3 separate regions of the Homo sapiens genome follow, and regions 1 and 3 are each linked to region 2. The links are chromatin contacts, found by Hi-C or POLR2A ChIA-PET in ENCODE. All regions are on one chromosome and are shown on one strand. The core of a region is the stretch at or near the end of the contact, and the rest is flanking DNA. Distances in the headings are between cores, read along the strand shown. Region 1 overlaps COL16A1 (collagen type XVI alpha 1 chain). Region 2 overlaps TINAGL1 (tubulointerstitial nephritis antigen like 1). Region 3 overlaps LINC01226 (long intergenic non-protein coding RNA 1226).

Region 1 (4,229 bases), core at 1,263-3,762, 78 kb after region 2:
ACCAGGGGCAATACAACAGTCTAAGTGTTCTGTGTGGAAAGGGGCTCAGGGAGCTCAGGAGCGGGGAGCAGTTCCCTCTGGCTGGGGATCAGGGAAAGTGTCACAGAAGTGTCACCAGATGCTAGACTCTGAGGATGTCTGGGATTGGGCAGGTGGAGGAGAAAAGTGCATGCCAGAGGGAACCTAAGAGAAGGATAAAGACTTGCAAGTGGGCACATGCCTGGCCTGGCCAGGGCATCTGGGGGAGCCTGTGGGATGGGCTGGCAGGCAGAAGAGGCTGGAAGAGTCACCATGATGAGTGGGGGCCCTGAACGCTGTGCTAAACTTTATCGAACAGTCAGTGGTTTTTAAGCTGTACTTCTCAGAGCACTGGGGCTTCTGGGGGAGCCTAGAAGCTGGGGGCATGAAGTGGGGACTGAAGAGAGGGACTCTAGGACCCCCACCGTTGTCTTAGCCAGGGAATCTCCGCTTGTATTTGTTTTATAGATTGAGGTTTTTACATTTGCTTTTATGTGATAAAAAGACTCTGGGACTACAAAATAAAGTCTGAAAACCCCTGCTACAGGCACTGGGGAGCCATTGAATGTTCAAAGCAGAAGAGTGATGAGAACTGATGCATGGATTGGAATGTTTACCAGAAAAGGCGGGGGGAGGCAAGCAGCATAGCGGGGAAGGTGGCTGCATTCTCCCAGTGTGGAGAGGGTGGCTGCCCTGGATCAGTGGCTGTAGGGTGGTCAAGGGAAGGAATCCCGCTAGAGAGACCCAGCAAAGGGGAAAATGAACTCGGGGGCTCTGTAATGCCACCAGCCACCAGGAGGGGTCAGCAGAGCCCCAACCAATGTTGGCCCCCACTGGCAGTTGGGATGAAGAACCACTGGCCAGAGGTTTGGGATTCTCTGCAATGACCAGCCTAAGGAGAGCAGGGGCTGCCACTCAGGTCCTGGGGAGGGGAAGGAAGGGGAAGGGGAAGGGGAAGGGGAAGGGGAAGGGGAAGGGGGCTAGCAACCACCACTGTCCCAAGCATGGCTGATCAGCATGGGCTCTGGGGAGGTAGTGAGGTGCCCGGGTCCTCCTGGAGCTGGGAAGGAAGTCTCAGCTCTGCTGCTAACACCACTGTGTGCCTCTGGGCTGCCCCAAGCCTTGTGGGTGTCAGTTTCCTCACCTGCACAGTGAGACGTTCATGCGTGTGCTCTCAGGGGAAAGAGGCTCTCCACAAGGCTCAGGGGAAAGAGGCTCCCACCTGTCCCTCTGAACCCAGGTCCCCCGACCCCAAGCTCAGAAGTCAATCTTCGGGCTTCTTACACCACCCACTCAGCACATCTAGGGAGCCCAGAGGTTGGGCCGAGACAGGGATGTCAGCCCCAAGCCAAGGCAGAGCCATGTCTCCAGCATTTATCAAGCCAAAGTCAAGAGCAGCCAGCATAGGAGCTCCGCCAACTGCTGCTCCCCCAACCCTTGTCACCAGGCAGGACACGGGCCACCCCTGCCCTCTCTGGGCCCTTGGGGACAACTGGAGCACGGCTACCCAGGAGGAGCCCATTCCCCTTCCACGTTGGTGTCCTCCTTCAGGACGTGCTTCCCCCTTCTCTCAGCTCCTCGCTCATCCTCCCGCCCAGGAGACGAAGGTGGCCTGGGCTGCCTATCACATTCTACTCCTCCATCAGACCCCCTGCCTCCTCCCCACCTACCTCCCTGCCTTTCCCCCCATCACAGCAGACAAGGGCCTGGGCTGCACAGAGGCCGCAGGCATCCTGGGCCAAGCAGACATCCCGAGGAGCCCACTGGTCCACTGCAAGCCCTGTCGGCCTCCAGTAGTCACTGGGCCCATCCTGGAGGCCTCTTTTCCCAGCCTCAGTGCAACTGGGTCAGTCTTGGAATTTCCTGAAAGCCTGATGCTAGGGGTGGGACAGGGGCATGGGAGCTGCATGGCTCAGATCTGTGACTTTGCCAACCCAGGGTCCTGCTCACCTTCTCTGCTTGAGGGCCAGGTGGGCCAGGTGATCCAACTTTGCCTGGGAATCCAGGGGGACCCTGTATCAACAAAGGGGCAGGCAGGAATGAAAGTGGGGCTGGAGGGGGAGCTCCCCTTCTTTATTCTTCCTGTGCATGATGCACTGTTGTTAATGCAATTCATTTTGACTTCCTAGAAGCACCACTTGGGAGCATTACGTCTGCCTGGCCTGCTGGGCTGGGGCCCACACAAGAGGCTGGGCTCTCCAGGTCCTGGTTCCTGGAATCAGGCCTGGCCACCCAGGCCGTTCTCCCCTGCCTCTCCCCTCTTCTCCCCAGGACCATCCTACCCCAGCCTGGCCTGGTCAGGCCTGCCCCTCCCGATGAGACCACATCAGACAGAGCTGGCTTTGTGTCTTCTTCACTCACCGGTGGGCCCGGAAAGCCTGGCTGGCCTTGAAATCCCTAGGGTGAGAAGCAAGGGGCAGTGTGCTGTGCCACCCCCTCTCTCCTGCCTGGCTGCCCAGGTGGAAAGAGTGACGGGGGGGGCACCCTCAAACCCATGGGCTTTGCCCTCCCCTCTGCCCACCATGGCTGGCAGGTGAGGCTCTGGGCATGAGGTAGGTCACAACCCAAGGACAGGTAGGGTGGGGAGACTAGAGCTGGTGATCACCAGGGACCCAGCTCCTTCCCTGCCTCCCTGCAGCCAGGTCCCAGTCGTCACTCACCTGGTCGCCCTTCTCACCGGAGTTACCTTGGGGTCCTCGCTCTCCTCTGGGACCCTGTCACCCACAGAGAACAATGCAGCCGAAACCTAATCTTCCTGCCCTCAGACCCCAGGACAAGACCAGGACCACATCTCCCCATGCCCTCCTTCACTCACCGCTGGGCCTGGGGGGCCTGGGAGGCCTTCAGATCCTGGGGGGCCCTAAGGATACAAAGGAACAGAATCAGTCACTCCTCCTGGGGAGGTGAAGGATGAGGTAGGGGGATGTGACAGGGGACTGCCCAGAACAGAGGTGGCATGTGCTGGGAGGCCCCTGGGCTGGCAGGCCCCCTCTGCCTGATCTGCTCAGGCTTCCCTGCTCTTGCCCGAGCTACTGAACCAGCCTCCTAACTCGTCCTGCCACCTCCTGGCTCACTGCAAGCCAGCCAGCAAATGGCTGCCCTCTTCTCCTCCAGCATAGCTCTGATTATGTCACTCTCTTGCTCAAACACCTTATGCGGCTCCCTCTGCCTCTGAGTGGGGCGCACACTTTCCACCAACGCTGGTCTTTGAGGCAGCCTGTGATCTGGCACCAGCCACCCCTTCCCACTTCTCCTCCCTCTCTCCTTCTCATCTTCCGCCTTGCTCAGTCAGACTGCTGTTCTCTGACACACTCTATACCCTCACACCCCCAGGCCTTTGCACCCTTAGCACAGCTTTCTCTTCTACCTAGAATGCCCCCTTCCCCCCTTCCTAGGTCCCCTGAACCCTTGCCAAATCATCTGATGGCTGGAAGCTGTTCCTGCAGTGCCCCACCCAGCCTCTCCCTCTGGAATTCCCCAGTACAGACAGCCACAGGGATCCCTCCCTCCTGCTAGTCAGCTCTCAGCTCATATGCCACCTGCTCAGAGAGGCCTTCCTGCCCCTCCGCTTCGATGGTGCCCAAACACCTCTCCAGCCCCTTCCCCTGTCCCATTTCCTCCATGAGTCCCAGTCCTCATCGTTCCTAGGCACTTGTTTATTCATCTGGCAGCTCCCTCCCCCACGGCAGGGCAAGAGGGCAACTGCGCTCTGTTCATGGAGACATCCTCAGAGGGGAGCCTGGCACCCCACAGGCCCCTGAGAAATATCTATTACTGAGTAAATGCCTGATGGAGTTTGCTGAATCCCACTGGGGCCTCACTGAAACTGGTGAATCTGTAAGGCTGCAGTCCCAGTTTGGCTGATCCTAGATCTGAGGTTTGTGAGGTTTGTCACCAGATAGATGTGTGTTCAAGCCCAGGTTCCACCACTACCTCACTCACTAGCTTCAGGAGCCTGGGTGAGTCTCAGCTTTGTCACTCTGGGGGCCCCAGTGTCCTCATCTGGTCACAGCCCAACTCCTGTGCTCAACGTGGGGCCTGGCAGGCCTTGGCTCTGGAGGGTGGCTCTGGGGAGCTGGGGTCCACTGGGGGTCTATAATCCCAGGTCCTCCTTTGTAGGAGGCGGAGGAGTGCTTCTGCGGCTGCCTCCTGGCACCCTCCCCTTGGCAGCCCTGCGGGGATTCTCCTCACAGCCTCCACCTCCACAGCAC
Region 2 (4,678 bases), core at 2,105-4,604:
AAGGCCCTGGACTTGGTGGCCCTCCAGTGCCAATGGGCACCTGAGGGGCAGGCCAGGGCAGAGCAGGAGGCAGACAGGGCAACCTTTATCTTGCAGACAGTGCTGAACCCAGGGGAGGTGCTTCCCACAGCCTTCGAGGCCTCTGAGAAGTGGCCCAACCTGATTCATGAGCCTCTTGACCAAGGCAACTGTGCAGGCTCCTGGGCCTTCTCCACAGCAGGTAAGCCAAGGGCAAGGGCTGGCGCCTGGGAGAGGAGGGCCAAGTCCTGAGCCTCCCGACAGCCCCTCTATCTCACCCCACCAGCTGTGGCATCCGATCGTGTCTCAATCCATTCTCTGGGACACATGACGCCTGTCCTGTCGCCCCAGAACCTGCTGTCTTGTGACACCCACCAGCAGCAGGGCTGCCGCGGTGGGCGTCTCGATGGTGCCTGGTGGTTCCTGCGTCGCCGAGGGTATGCAGCAACAGGGGATGTGGGCAGAGAAGAGGGCAAGGAGCTCCGTGGGCATGGCCTGGGCCATGATGCACTGAGTCTTTCTGCCTTTGCTCCCTCTTGCTGCCTTTGCAGGGTGGTGTCTGACCACTGCTACCCCTTCTCGGGCCGTGAACGAGACGAGGCTGGCCCTGCGCCCCCCTGTATGATGCACAGCCGAGCCATGGGTCGGGGCAAGCGCCAGGCCACTGCCCACTGCCCCAACAGCTATGTTAATAACAATGACATCTACCAGGTCACTCCTGTCTACCGCCTCGGCTCCAACGTAAGTCAGCACTTGGGTGAGGGCGCCGAGGCAGGAGGGTTGTGAAAGCCTGGAGTCTCACCCCTGACGTATGCTCTCTGTCCATCCCCTGCCCTCCAGGACAAGGAGATCATGAAGGAGCTGATGGAGAATGGCCCTGTCCAAGGTAAACCCCCTTATCCAGCACCCTGGTTCCAGAAGCTTGTGCCTGCTTGAGAGTGGGCACAGTAGCACAAGTGGCCTGCACAGCATTCAGCAGCATGTCCAGTAGGGCCAGGAGTAGGGGTCCCCCCCTCCCACAGGCAGCACCTGGAGGGAGCACTTAGAGCTTTGGTATGGAGGGACCCTGGTGCCTGGGCACATCTCAATAGACTCAGGCTCCAGTGCCTGTGCCAACGGGCTGAGTGGACCCTACCTTGACATCTGCCCACAGCCCTCATGGAGGTGCATGAGGACTTCTTCCTATACAAGGGAGGCATCTACAGCCACACGCCAGTGAGCCTTGGGAGGCCAGAGAGATACCGCCGGCATGGGACCCACTCAGTCAAGATCACAGGGTGAGGGGCGTGTGGGCAGAGGGGGTTTGGGACAGCAGGGTTTGTGCTAGGGGCTCTGGAGCCTGCCTTGGGTTCTTACAACCTCTCTAAAAAGCCAGGACTGCTCTCATCATTTCAATAGGGAGAAAACTGAGACTCAGAAAGAGAAAGGACTTGCCCTGGGTCGAATTGAAGGTTGGGAGCCTCTGAAGGCTTTTTTAGGAACTGTTCCTTCCTTACATTGGGATAAAATAACTCCAATATGAAGAGAGCCTCAAGAGTTTCTCAACCTCTCCCCACCTCAGCACCTGTCCCAGCTCTGCCTGACCCACCGAGTGACCTGGGAGGTCGCTCCCCTGGCCTCAGTTTCCCTATCCGATTTAGGGAATATAGATGTTAGGATCACTGACTTCAATGAACTCGGTGAAATGTGCTTTACGGTGGGAATTGGCGGTCTCTAAGATACCCATATTCTCAGAGTGTCTTCCTTCTGGCCCTTGGCACCTACCCCTCCCTGGATCCCCAAGTGAGGGAGGGCAGGTGGATGTGTGGTCCCATAGAACTGGCCCCTAGGAGGTGGGTCTCTGGAGGACCCAGGTTCCCTCCTCTTCTGCTCACCTTGCCTCCACTTGTCCCCTTGGTGCCCCACCCCCTCCCATGCTGGGCCTGGGTGCACCGACTTACAGATGTGAGAGTGAGGGAGATGCAGAGAGGTACAGAGACCTGCCTGAGCCCTAAGGGTGTACCCAACCCTCCAAAGGCAACTGGGGGCTGGATGGGGCAGGTTTCCGGGATTGGAGCTCCTGAGAGCAGGTAGACCCAGCTCCCTTCCCCCTCCTCTGCTCTGCCCACAGATGGGGAGAGGAGACGCTGCCAGATGGAAGGACGCTCAAATACTGGGTGAGGCCGCTGACCCTTTCCCCGCCCCCTCTTCCCCTCGCCCCACTCCCATTCCCCTTCTCACCACCCCTCCTTATTCCCAGACTGCGGCCAACTCCTGGGGCCCAGCCTGGGGCGAGAGGGGCCACTTCCGCATCGTGCGCGGCGTCAATGAGTGCGACATCGAGAGCTTCGTGCTGGGCGTCTGGGGCCGCGTGGGCATGGAGGACATGGGTCATCACTGAGGCTGCGGGCACCACGCGGGGTCCGGCCTGGGATCCAGGCTAAGGGCCGGCGGAAGAGGCCCCAATGGGGCGGTGACCCCAGCCTCGCCCGACAGAGCCCGGGGCGCAGGCGGGCGCCAGGGCGCTAATCCCGGCGCGGGTTCCGCTGACGCAGCGCCCCGCCTGGGAGCCGCGGGCAGGCGAGACTGGCGGAGCCCCCAGACCTCCCAGTGGGGACGGGGCAGGGCCTGGCCTGGGAAGAGCACAGCTGCAGATCCCAGGCCTCTGGCGCCCCCACTCAAGACTACCAAAGCCAGGACACCTCAAGTCTCCAGCCCCACTACCCCACCCCACTCCTGTATTCTTTTTTTTTTTTTTTTAGACAGGGTCTTGCTCCGTTGCCCAGGTTGGAGTGCAGTGGCCCATCAGGGCTCACTGTAACCTCCGACTCCTGGGTTCAAGTGACCCTCCCACCTCAGCCTCTCAAGTAGCTGGGACTACAGGTGCACCACCACACCTGGCTAATTTTTGTATTTTTTGTAAAGAGGGGGGTCTCACTGTGTTGCCCAGGCTGGTCTCGAACTCCTGGGCTCAAGCGGTCCACCTGCCTCCGCCTCCCAAAGTGCTGGGATTGCAGGCATGAGCCACTGCACCCAGCCCTGTATTCTTATTCTTCAGATATTTATTTTTCTTTTCACTGTTTTAAAATAAAACCAAAGTATTGATAACTACAGTGTCTTGGAACCTCTGGGAGTGGAAAGCCAAGCCAAAGTTGGGCTGGCAGTGGTTAGACAGCAGAAAGGACTGCCTGAGGTGTTGCTGGTTGGCAGGGGTGGGGGGACTGGAAATCCTAACTTCCATTCAGCCCTAATTGTCAATGCCCTGGGCACTGACCCACTTGGGGGAGGGGCATGGATGGCATGGCCTTTGGCCCTAGAGAGAAACCTGAACCGTGGGAACCACCTTTCAGACGCTGAGTCAGCTGCCGCCTGAAGGGGGAGCCCTGCACTCCTATCAGCTGAACCGGTGCCAGTGCCCAGCAGGCAAGGGGGGCACAGCCCTCAGAAGCTGGAGCCTCTGTCTCTGTAGATCAGTCTCTCCAAGCCATCCAGGCAAGGGGGGCCTCTCCTCGGCCTGCTCTTGGGCCAAGCTGAGCCTGCTTCCCACCCCACCTCCTCAGATTCCCAGTGCCAGCACAATAAGCCAGGCCTCAGCCTGGCTCCAAGGCCATCAGAACCCACCCGCCCAACCTCGTCACCAGCTCCTTGCTGCCTCTCAAATGCCCGGTACACATGCAGACTGCCAGACATTCGCTCACGCTGCTCTCCGGGCCAGATGCCCTTCCATGCCACCCACCCCTTGTCCCGCTCCAAGGTTCCTTCTTCCAGACAGTGCCTGTGAAGGTCACTGAAGTGCCAGAGGCTGTGCAAGGAGCCCAGGCCACCCCATCCCCATCCGGCGTGGGTTAGACCCTCCCTCAAATCATCTGCACTCTGCCCTTCACCCAATATTTCAGGTATCTGGGATCTATTGAACTTCCGCATTATGCTGGAAGTTCCTAGAGGGCAGGGATGGTCTGTTTCATTAGTGGGTCCTGGTACCCACACCGAAACCCTGGTATAGGGTGGCCCTCCAATGTATGGAATGACTGAGTGGATATGGCCCATTCTTTCACCTCCAGGCCCCTCCCAAGCCTCCACTGCGTCCCCCCGGGCACAGACGCCAGGCTGGTGCTCCTTCCTTTCTGGGAGCCCAAGGGCCTGTGCCTGGGAGGGGGATCCCCGAGCGCAAGGAATCCTCCCCGCCGCCACCTCCAGCCAGTGGGGAGGCAGGGGCACCCTCAGTCGCCGAGGGACTGCGGCAGGGAGGTCCCCGGGGGCCCCTGGCAGCCCCTCAGGATCGCCGCGTCCCCCGGGCCTCACGGGCATCACCTGAAAGGAATGCGGGCGCCGGATAAGTGGCCGCCTTTGTCTCGCTTCCTGTTTGCCAGGACGTCCAGAGCCCGGCTCCAGCGGCCCGCCCGCCGGTCCCCAGGGAGCCAAGGCCGGCGGGGAGCCCCGAAGGGGCGGCGGCCCCTTCGCACCCGCTCAGTGGCCCCGGGACCCGCCCCGCCGGTAAAACCCGGTTCGGAGGCAGCTCGGTGGCCCCGCGAGGCTGGAATTTTCTACGGGTACCTTCCAAGGAAGCTCTGGGGGGCGGGGACGGTCGGGCGCGGCCCGCCGGGTCTCAAGGCTGAGGCTAAGGCTCCGGCTCCAGCTCCGCCCGCCCTGGCGCTGCGGACCCGTGTTGATGCCAGAAAGG
Region 3 (4,189 bases), core at 1,258-3,757, 64 kb before region 2:
TGAAACCCCGTCTCTACTCAAAAAAAAAAAAATTAGCCAGGCATGGTGGCACACACCTGTAGTCCTAGCTACTTGGGAGGCTGAGGCAAGGGAATTGCTTGAACCCAGGAGGTGGAGCTTGCAGTGAGCCAAGATTGCACCACTGCACTCCAGCCTGGTGACAGAGCGAGACTCCATCTCAAACAGACAAACAAACAAACAAACAAAAAAACAGATAACAATAGAAGTACCATTGAAATATATATATATATATATATATATTTTTTTTTTTTTGAGATGGAGTCTCACTCTCCCAGGCTGGAGTGCAATAGCATGGTCTTGGCTCGCTGCAACCTCCGTCTCCTGGGCTCAAGCGATTCTCCTGCCTCAGCCTCCTGAGTAGCTGGGATTACAAGTGCGTGCCAACACACCCAGCTAATTTTTGTATTTTTGTACGGACGGGGTTTCACCATGTTGGCCAGGCTGGTCTTGAATTCCTGACCTCAGGTGATCAGCCCACCTCATCCTCCAAAAGTGCTGGGATTACAGGCATGAGTCACCGTGCCCGGCCCATTGAAAGATTTTCAAAAGGGATTAACCATGATCACATCTGTTCTTAGATGAGGTCGTTCAGATTGGAAGTTGGATTGGAGGGCGGACCAAAGGAGAAGCTGCTGAAGTAGATGTTAAAGATGGAGAGAAGTGGACGGCAGAGACATAGAGGAGGAAAAGTCAGCAAGACCCGAGATGTGTATGGAGAGTTAGAGTGTGGGAAGTGTGACATGTAACTGAATCGGATGATGGCAACTTTCACTGGGCAGTGAAAGGTCAGGTTGGTGGTAAAAGTCATGAGTTGACTTTGGGGCATCTTGATATAGTCACTTCCAATATCATGTGTTTCAACAAGCCCGTGTTCCTTCCTGGTCAGTTCCCCCAGCTAGAGTGTGTTTTACATCCCGCAGCATTGTATGAGAACTGCTAGAATATCACTCACCACTTCCCATAGAGATTCTGTTTGTTCATCTGCTTGTCCCACTGTGTGCCTTACACATAGTAGGTGCTCTTGGAATGTGTGTGAGATGGATTAACATGAGAAGTGCTTCTCTGCATGATTTCACCATTGAAGTGTTGAAAGCAACTAGCACTCCTCCTTCCTGACCTCCAGGCTTCCACCCAGCTGTGGGGACTGCTGTGGTGGAAGGGCCTAGTCTGAATCTGGACAGGGGAGGTGCCTGCAAATATTTTCGTGCCTGCAAATATTTTTGTGCCTCGGGACAGATGGATGTCCAGTTTACTGTCTGCTTCCTCAGTGGTTCTAGAGGTAATTGCATCCTGCTGTGTACAGTTAGGTCGTGGAGGAGACAGGCACCTTCTCTCGTCTTTCTGGAAGGTAACCAGAGGTCTTTCCCCTTTCCTATCATGGCAGCTGCTCAGTCGCAGGCTCCAGATGTCTGCTTCAGAATTCAAGAACACCTTCCTGAGCTGGGAAACAGATCCAAGGAAATATCAGCCAGAGGCTTCATTTTATCATCTGTGGAAATGCAAGATGTTAGAGCACCTAGGAGGGTCTTAACGTGCAAAACACTGTCTTGAGGCTGCCTGCAGAACAGAGGGTCATCTGCTTTCATTAGATTCTCAAGGGAGCCTCAACAGGCTACACCTGAACCCCAGGTTTGGGGCATCTCTCCAGCCCTCCCAGCTCTGACATCATCATCACCATTAACAGCTGAAATGTGTGAGGTGGTTGGGATGTACCAACAACCCTCCCAAGAGTCCCATATCTACCTGACCTCATTTGACCTTCACAGCAACCCAGTGACTCAGCTGCTATTTGGCCCACGTTTTACAAACCTGAGTCAGTGTGCTTTACCTCAGTGACCCAAGAACCCAGGTGCTAGAGTCAGGCCTGCATCCAAATCAGGGGTGGGATCAGTGGTGTGCCCTGAACAAATCATTATCCTCTTTTTTGTTTTATTTTTTGGAGACAGAGTCTCACTCTGTCACCCAGGCTGGAGTGCAGTGGTACAGTCTCAGCTCACAGCAACCACTCTCTCCTGGGTTCAAGTGATTCTCCTGTCTCAGCCTCCCAAGTAGCTGGGGACTACAGGTGCGTGCCACCACGCTCAGCTAATTTTTGTGTTTTAGTAGAGACAGGGTTTCACCATGTTGCCTAGGCTGGTCTCGAACTCCTGAGCTCAGGTGATCCACCTGCCCCGGCCTCCCAAAGCACTAGGATTACAGGCGTGAGCACCCCACCCAGCTCATTACCCTCTTTTAACTTCAATTTTCTCATCCACAAAATGAGGGCAATAATCTCCTTTCTTCCCCACTAGCCATGTTCATGAAAGTACTTATTTGCCCATTTTAAAATATGTAGCAATGTGCCCCAGAAAGGCTGGGGCATGAGTCCTGCTTGGGGTGGAGCAGGGAAGGCCTGCTCTGCCCCACTGGGGTGTCCTCAGATGAAAGTGGGTGTGGGCTGACTTTCTCTGAGCTCCCTGTGGAGTCACACGGGGAACTGGGTTGAGTCACAGCACAAGGGCACTCACATGCCCCACCCCGAGGAGGTCCCTGTTCTGACAGAAGCCCTGAGCCGTGACTGTGGACTGACACCCACTGCCTCTGTGACCTTGGGTGGGTTACATAACCTCCCACATGAGAAGGAGGCGGAGGCACCCGGGCTTGTGGCCTGAGCTAACCTGGGTAGTGGGAGCCCTATCTGTGAATTGCCAAGGGACTGCCATGGGGACTGGTGAGAACACAGCTCTGCAAGGCCCTTTTGATTTGTTTTAACCTTTAACTTTTCAAAAATTTCAAATTTAAAGGATGCATGACACAGTTGAAGTTTATCACAAATGGACTCACGAGTGTGTCTCCTCAGCTCCCAACTCCCGGACTCCTGACCTCCAAGGCCAATACTTCGAATTCTGTTAGGCATTTCTTCTAGCATTTATCTCAATAGTTCCAAATAACAAGCTCGTGATGCGATTTCACAACCCTTGCTTCAAATGTCATGTATTGACTTTCCATATGAGGGATGGTCCTTGTTTCTGTTATATCTCCCTGCTTCCTCTTTTCAGTTCTCTGAATATATGTTTTAAAAATTTAGGCTGGACGCGGTGGCTCACGCCTGTAATCCTAGCCCTTTGGGAGGCCGGGGCAGGCAGATCACCTGAGATCAGGAGTTTGAGAGCAGCCTGGCCAACATGGTGGAACCCCTTCCCTACAAAAATACAAAAATTAGCCGGGCATGGTGGCATACGCCTGTAGTCACAGCTACTCTTCAGGCTGAGGCAGGAGAATTGCTTGAACCGGGAGGTGGAGGTTTCAGTGAGCCAATATTGCGCCATTGCACTCTAGCCTGGGTGATAGAGCCAGACTCTGTCTCAACAAAACCCAAGGGCGGAGGTTGCAGTGAGCCAAAATCATGCCACTGCACTCCAGCCTGGGCGACAGTGTGAGACCCTGTCTTAAAACAGAGCAAACAAACAAACAAAAAAAAAAAAAAGAGAGAAAGAAAATGGGAGAAGGGGGCTGTTCCATGAAAGGGCCTTATATCCAAAATGACCCCCAAATGCCAAAGGAGCTGGAAACCAGAAAAGGAGGGAAACAAATTCAGTTTGGTCTAGAGTGTTTTACTGGGGGAGAACTTACAGGCAGAAGCGTAGTCTTGGGATTTTAGCTGCAAGGCAGAAGATAGATCTCCACACTGCTACTCCCCAGACCCGGGGCTTCTGTACCATAGGGAAAGGGCGTGTGTGTCCAGCAAGACAATAAAAGGCAGCCTCCAGAACAGGCAAGAATGTTACATGCATCATGGCCTATGATTTGTGTGATGACATTCAGATTGTCATCTTCTTACACTAAGGATAGTAAATAAAGTAAGAATCAGAAGGCATTTGCAGGACTGGGGCTAATTAGAATACAACATGGCACATTCATATCCAAGATGGAGTCACTTCCTGTCTCCACAGGGGCATTGAAGGAAAGGTGACACTTACAATTCTGATTGGTGCTTAGTGACATTATGCATAAATAAAGAAATATGCAGTTAACATATATAGGGTAAAAAGTTGTGGAATACGTAGGGGTCTTAAGGTCTGGAGAGGGGTGATTGATTCTACCCTGCATTTGTGCTTCATCTGATAGGCAAGGTTACAATCAGTCATGCCAGTGAAATATTTGACAGACTCCACCCTAGCAGGCGAGA

The links. Hi-C counts contacts between places; a loop is a spot of excess contacts on that map. ChIA-PET counts read pairs that join two places held with the same protein, here RNA polymerase II (POLR2A). Pooled maps may share reads with other maps.
Region 1: a pooled map shows a loop between it and region 2 (2.4-fold over the local background). The contact joins two enhancer-like sites. A Hi-C loop is called at or near these places in 3 of 50 pooled maps. POLR2A ChIA-PET finds 5 or more read pairs at or near these places in 2 of 52 experiments (MCF 10A and PC-9).
Region 3: a loop to region 2 is called in a pooled map, with 2.0 times the contacts of the local background. The contact joins two enhancer-like sites. A Hi-C loop is called at or near these places in 1 of 50 pooled maps. POLR2A ChIA-PET finds 5 or more read pairs at or near these places in 2 of 52 experiments (A673 and activated T-cell).

What each region holds. Positions count from the first base shown.
Region 1 is chr1:31,663,204-31,667,432 of GRCh38, forward strand. COL16A1 (collagen type XVI alpha 1 chain) reads right to left here. Exons shown (of 71, transcript NM_001856.4): 53 at 2,834-2,878; 54 at 2,679-2,732; 55 at 2,380-2,415; 56 at 1,969-2,031. Among named protein-coding and RNA genes, the nearest start is that of PEF1, 20 kb to the left of the region's middle. RefSeq lists enhancers at 2,598-3,137, 3,138-3,676, 4,217-4,229. Within about 2 kb of position 2,513, at least 8 of the 41 ENCODE cell types and tissues checked have a DNase peak (open chromatin) inside an H3K27ac peak, as active enhancers do.
Region 2 is chr1:31,584,582-31,589,259 of GRCh38, forward strand. It overlaps TINAGL1 (tubulointerstitial nephritis antigen like 1), which reads left to right. Exons shown (of 12, transcript NM_022164.3): 6 at 97-220; 7 at 305-455; 8 at 570-759; 9 at 859-904; 10 at 1,172-1,295; 11 at 2,129-2,174; 12 at 2,258-3,105. The coding sequence ends at 2,398. Among named protein-coding and RNA genes, the nearest start is that of TINAGL1, 10 kb to the left of the region's middle. Within about 2 kb of position 3,355, at least 29 of the 41 ENCODE cell types and tissues checked have a DNase peak (open chromatin) inside an H3K27ac peak, as active enhancers do.
Region 3 is chr1:31,521,426-31,525,614 of GRCh38, forward strand. LINC01226 (long intergenic non-protein coding RNA 1226) reads left to right here. Exons shown (of 3, transcript NR_027085.1): 3 at 600-2,820. Among named protein-coding and RNA genes, the nearest start is that of LINC01226, 5.1 kb to the left of the region's middle. Within about 2 kb of position 2,508, at least 7 of the 41 ENCODE cell types and tissues checked have a DNase peak (open chromatin) inside an H3K27ac peak, as active enhancers do.